Linked DNA regions of Homo sapiens: region 1 is linked to region 2. Evidence: chromatin contacts called from ENCODE Hi-C or POLR2A ChIA-PET data. All regions are on one chromosome and are shown on one strand. The core of a region is the stretch at or near the end of the contact, and the rest is flanking DNA. Distances in the headings are between cores, read along the strand shown. Region 1 has its middle 48 kb from the start of LINC02003. Region 2 has its middle 240 kb from the start of CASC17.

Region 1 (3,177 bases), core at 4-2,503, 950 kb before region 2:
AGACCAGGTAGGCTGGTGTCACCTTTCCCTGTCTCTCCACTGCCCATAACCATCCCCCACGTCCCCACCAGCTCTGCTCAGCAGCCCATCTCTGGGGAAAACTTAAATGGGGCAAGGTAGAAGCAACTGAAACCATTTTTACTTGTTCAAGGTGAGATAGGCAACTGAGATTTTAAATTCCACAAGTCCACCCAATAAAAATCCCCGGCGCAGTGAACACCTGCCGCCATAGTGTGCATTGTTGAGTGAGACTCGGGACACAGCAGGTCAGGCTTCCTGGGTGCACAGTGGCATACGATTGTCCTGATTCCTAGACAGCACAGTGGTGTGTGTCAGTGAAGACAGCATAGGATGTGGTTGATGCTTTGCTTACAGGATTTGGGTAATCTTTACCCTCCTCCACCAAAGGGATAGCATTGCTAAATACAGATTAGGTCACTGCAAACTCTGTAAGCCAAGACCGTTGTGGGTGGTCAGAGGATTTCTGGAAACAGTGTCTTTTACAACTCTTCCCTATGTTAGCCTTTGTCTTGCAAGAGGAATTTGAAGTCTGAGGAGTGGCTTCCACTTGCCCTATGTCAGGCTCACTCTGGAGCTCGTGGGACAGGTGGCTGTGTCTCCTGGACCCCAGTTGGCATCCTGGATGTCTCTTCTCCTCCTTAAAATGCACCATAGTCAATGGCCCCTCTGGACAAGGCAACTTTGAGACCAATGGAAGCAGCCAGAGAGCTGTGTACTTGCACATTGACGAGCTCTGTTTTTCTGGCCCTCCTAACAAATAAGATCCTGGTAGTGTTGGTCCAGGGGCCAGTGGATGGCTTCCTGCTGGGGTCCTTTTTGTGCACAGCCATTAGTGACCTGTACATGCTCAAATGCATGAGATGCCGCATTGCTTTCCAGCTGGCTGGCTGTCTAGCCCTTCTGAGCCCCTACAGAGAGCCCATGGATGCCTTTCCAGCTCAGGATTAGACCCTTCCTAGATGCCTTTCTAATGCTCAGAGGAAGGAGATGGGATAGCATCTCAATTCCAGCCCCACCTTGTGTTGGTTGTGTGATTTAAGGCTGTTTACTTCATATCTCTGCATCTCAGCATCCTCCTATATAATTTGAAGATTGTAGTAGTACTGACCTCACTGGTTTTCTTTTCTTTTTTTGTGGGAGAGGGAGGTATGCATTAATATATGTAGCTCTCAGAGCACAGGACCTGAGTCATACATCCAGCTCATGTGTTAGCTATTGCTAGTGTTACTATCTCCCTGATAAACATTCCCCTAACCTTCCCCAGGTAGAAGTAATCACCCTTACTCCTGGGGAAGCACTTCCTACATATCTTTTATAGAATGGGTCCTGATATGGTTTGGTTGTGTCCTCACCCAAATCTCATCTTGAATTGTAGTTCCTGTGGGAGGGACCCGGTGGGAAGTGATTGCATCTTGGGGGCGATTTCCCCCATGCTGTTCTCATGCTAGTGAGTGAGTTATCACAAGATCTGATGGTTTTATAAGCCTATGGCATTTCCCCTGCTGGCTCTCATTCTCTCTCCTGCCACCCTGTGAAGAGGTGCTTTCTGCCATGATTGTAAGTTTCCTGAGGCCTCCCCAGCCATATGGAACTGTGAGTCAATTAAACCTGTTTTCTTCATAAATTACCCAGTCTCGAGTATTTCTTCATAGCAGCATGAGAACAGACTAATACAGGTCCCATGGAATTCCAAATAGTGACACAGTTAAGAGTCAAATTGTAGGGTTAGGCAGGTCTGAGTTTAATTCTGACTCCTTTGCTCTTGCCCTTGTGATCTAAGTCTGTTTCTTCACTTATAAAGTGAAGACAATGAGAGCAACACCCACTGCCCCAGGTTGTGAGGCCCAGGGCTGTTCTTACTTCTCACTGGCATTCTGTACCTAGGTCAGAATCTGAAAGAACATTTGTTGAACTATTGAGTTGACTCAGTCAAGTGTTCCTCCCTCCTTCAGTAGACAAATCCTCCATTGAATAAAACCCCATCATGTTATAGCTCACTCCATGGAGGTTCCTGGCTAGCCTATCTGGATTGCGGTGGGCCTTGAAGGCTTTCTTGGCTGGCAATAATTGCTTTAATGACCGACGGCCTTAGTAGACATCTACAGGTTTCGGCCTCTGTTTTCGTGGTAAGAAGGCTCAGGGCCAGGCATGGTGGCTCACGCCTGTAATCCCAGTACTTTGGGAGGCTGAGGCAGGTGGATCGTCTGAGCTCAGGAGTTCAAGACCAGCCTGGGCAACATAACAAACCCCATCTCTACTAAAAAAATTACAAAAATTAGCCTGGCCTTGGTGGCACATGCCTGTAGTCCAAGCTACTTGGGAGGCTGAGGTGGGAGGATCGCTTGAGTCCGGGAGACTGGGGTTACAGTGAGCTGAGATTGTTCCATTGAACTCCAGCCTGGGCAACAGAGTGAGAGTCTGTCTCAAAAAAAAAAAAAAAAAAAAAAAAAGAAAAAAAGAAAAAAAGAGAAGGCTCTTGTATTTATTTCTGATTCTTATTGGAGTCGTTTAAGGAGGACCATTGAGAAGACCTCTCCCATAAAAGCCAAAATGCCAGCTCTTCTGTGCAATCCTGTGCGTATGGTCTTGCTCTCAGTGCAGTCCCAAGCAGAAACCCACTGGACTTGGAATTGGAAATCTGAGCTGAGTATTGGCTTTGTCCATGTGGTAGACAGAATAATGGTCCCCAAAGATACCCATGTCCTGCTCCCTGGAATCCATGAACATGTAATCAAGTTAAGTTTCTTGAGACAGGGAGATAATTCTTGGTTAAGCCCAGGGTAATTTCAACAGTCCCTTTAAGAGAGAGGCAGGAGAGTCAGAGATTTGTAGATGCTGTAGTCCTGGCTTTGAAGATGGTGGAAGGGGCCATGAGGCCAGGAATGCAGGTGGCCTTTAGAAAAAGCTGGAAAAGGCAGGGACACGGATCGTCCTCTAGAGCCTATGTAAGAGTACAGCCCTGCTGATGCCTTGATTTTGACTCACTGAGACCGATTTTGAAATTCTAATCTCCAGAATTGAAGATAATAGGTTTGTCCTGATTTAAGCTGCTAAGTTTATGGCCATTTGTTGCAGCAGTAAGAGGAAACTCATCCGGACCCAAACAGCTAGCCACTGTAGACTTTCTTTTCACCTCTCTGGTCTTCTGTTCTTCAG
Region 2 (2,979 bases), core at 214-2,713:
AATAAATGGCAGCCCTGTTTCTGGCGGTCTCGGTTTTATGGCCCGAGGAGCCTCGCTTGGAGGCTGCCCTGGGGTGCTGCCCAGTGAATGTGTATTGTGGCATTTTATGAAGCATGGTTTATATCAGCATGGATTATTATAACAACAACAAGGGGGATATTTAATAAAACCTTGTTTGATGGCAAAGGCTGCCATACAAAACACTTCTCCTAGGCCAGAGAAATGAGTGGAGTGTTTATAGAAGCACTACCCTCAGAAATCTACGTTCACAGAAAACCGTTTTCTGAGACAGGTTTTGAAAGAAGGTGTGGATTCTGCAAGCCTTTGGTCTCCATCTGTTTTCTCCCCTCTGACCCTTGGTTGTTTGACTACATGGTCATGACCCTACGTTGAGTGGGGTAGATGGTCTGTGAAGATGTTCATGCAGCTTCATCTTCATGCCTCCCAGCAGTGCCTAAAGCTCTCCTGCTCCTTCCTTCCTGGAAGAAATGCCAGAATCTCACTTCTTAAAAAAAAAAAAAAAAAAAAAAAAAAACATAAAAGAGAAACACAAACAGAGAATGAGCCAGATTGCTGAGGGGGATCAAGGAATGAAATACAGACTCAAAAGCTGCATAGACTCAGAAACCCCAAAACTTTCCCAAAACCCAACCTGGAACATTTATCTTCCTGACTTTCTTTAGTCTCAGGCCAGTTTTTAACCATTAGACGACTTACAATTATAATGTTGACAATGCTTAGGTTAGAGGTGGCTGCAGGGAATTCTCTTTCTAAATTCAGTTGCTTGGGTAGGTGGTGTTGGCAAGACTGTCTTGTCTTTTGGTGCCAACTCCGAAGTACCAGAATGCCATTCCTGAGCTGGAGTTCTACGAATCATGGTCTGGAGATGAAAACTGGGAAGACAAAGGGAGCCTGAAGAGGGGATGATGTGGAAAGACTAAAAGAGTGGTGAAGAGAGGAGAGAAAAGAGAGGAGTCATGAAAGATATAAGAACAAGGAACAGACAGTTGTTTGCAAAATAGAATGAGGGGCAGAAGGAAATGACAGGGAAATAAGGAGCAAGTCTCTGGAAAATATATCTAAAAACAAAATACATCTTTTATTTGAAATTATGAAGTTGATTTCATAAAGCTTTCTAATAGTTTTGAAATATCTGGCTTGTGTTTACTCCTAGTTCCCTCTTCTTCCATTGTCATGAACCAAATCCTACCTAGCCCAGAGACTTCGTGAGCTCTCAGCTTGTGTTTGTCAACAGGAAGCGCTATACAACAGCAATGGGCATTTCTGGTGTATTGATAGAGGGGAAAAGGCCTTGGTGAATCACAGAAATAGCCTTTTACATGAAACACCATCCAGATCACTACCAGCCAGTGGCTGTAATCTCAGCTGAATGTGCAGTGTTTATTTTTCCAAGAATGGGGCCTTCTATGACTCATGGTACTCAGATGCTACTTACTAATGGGCCCTTGTACAAGTCAAGAATGTGACACATGGCGAGACACGCAGCTTAACAATCACAAACAACAGCACAGTTAATGGGGGGTGAAGCTTCAGTGACATGTGTCACACCAAAGAGCCGACTCGTCTTGTTCCCTGAGGCCACAGATGAAGGGTCTCTGGATTGTGTAATAATGATAAAATATTGCCATCTGTTGGCATCCTGTGTAAGCAGGCTCTGACATACATAACATTGATGTTTTTCCAGACTGCCTCTCACATTTCTCCAGGGAGAGGATGTGTGAAAAGCATGGGGGAAAAGAGCAGAACATGCAGCCTGACCTTATAGGAAGAGAAAAATAACAACATTCTGAAAGTTCAAACTGGGAAGACAACAGACTACATTGCGTTGGTCCAACTCTTTACCTCTAGTCATGGGAGTAGCTAAACCAACCACAGGTTGCTGACACTCAACTAATCAGATTATAAGAGTTTGCTTCAGGTATGCTGTCAAATGTTCTTGAGGGTATGTATTCCTCCTCACGATGGATTCAGAGAGGTTTTGATCCAGGAGGACCATTATTTATTGTCTGAGTTAAAGGCAGGGATGTTGGGCTATAAAAATCACACATGGTATGCACAAAGCGGCAAACTGCAATGATCTAAAATATCCCCTACTGTACTTATTCATTCTATCTAATAAACATCCAGAATTCCAGATAAATGTGACAAAATTGCTTTTAGTTTTTTCCTTTGGCTAAACTTGTAAAATAGAGATTGAAAGGAAACTGAAAACCAGTGTGATAAGCATGTGATTCTTCAGAAGCCTGAGGAGGCAATTACCACACCTGACAACACAGAACTTGGGTTAGGATACCTATTCAGGGACCGCATAATGCAGTGGATTAAAATTGAAATCGCTACATAATATTGGGACCCTTGGAGGGCAGCAACCTCAGAAGAAGGTGGTGGTAGGGGAACAATTTACAACACAAAGAATCTTGTATATATTTGCCAGACCTCTGGCTGAAAAAAAAAATCTTCTGATGGAACCACCATCAGAAATGTAAAGGATTTTACAAATTCAAAGTTAACATTAATACTATTTTCATATTTCAAGAACTCCAAATCCAGAAAATTTACAGTAAAACTATCAGGGCCAGTGGCCACTGGGATGATATCACTGTGGTGTGTCCCAGAAGTGAGCCCCAAATTGTTCTAGAACAATTTTCCTACAAAGCAACCCCACACGGAAGTCTCAGTATAAAGAGAAAGAAAAAAAGACAGGAAGAAAAAAAAAGAGGGTTTTGATTTGCATGACAAGTTAATGGGTGCAGCAAACCAACATGGCACGTGTATACATATGTAACAAACCTGCATGTTGTGCACATGTACCCTAGAACTTAAAGTATAATAAAAAAAAAAACAGAGGAAGGGAAAAATCTAAGTCCCACTAAAGAACTCTAATATATGATGAAACACATTGGGAAAAAAAAAAGTCCTCCATAAGCCATGTTAAAAAAAAAAAAGCCTCAGAATTTT

Evidence for each region. Hi-C counts contacts between places; a loop is a spot of excess contacts on that map. ChIA-PET counts read pairs that join two places held with the same protein, here RNA polymerase II (POLR2A).
Region 1: a loop to region 2 is called in a map of PC-3, with 2.2 times the contacts of the local background. The contact joins two enhancer-like sites. A Hi-C loop is called at or near these places in 1 of 168 maps with a recorded cell type or tissue (PC-3). POLR2A ChIA-PET finds 5 or more read pairs at or near these places in 1 of 52 experiments (AG04450).

The regions. Positions count from the first base shown.
Region 1 is chr17:72,389,432-72,392,608 of GRCh38, reverse strand. No RefSeq gene overlaps it. Among named protein-coding and RNA genes, the nearest start is that of LINC02003, 48 kb to the right of the region's middle. Within about 2 kb of position 1,253, at least 6 of the 41 ENCODE cell types and tissues checked have a DNase peak (open chromatin) inside an H3K27ac peak, as active enhancers do; they include PC-3, where a contact is called at or near this core.
Region 2 is chr17:71,437,420-71,440,398 of GRCh38, reverse strand. No RefSeq gene overlaps it. Among named protein-coding and RNA genes, the nearest start is that of CASC17, 240 kb to the right of the region's middle. Within about 2 kb of position 1,463, at least 3 of the 41 ENCODE cell types and tissues checked have a DNase peak (open chromatin) inside an H3K27ac peak, as active enhancers do; they include PC-3, where a contact is called at or near this core.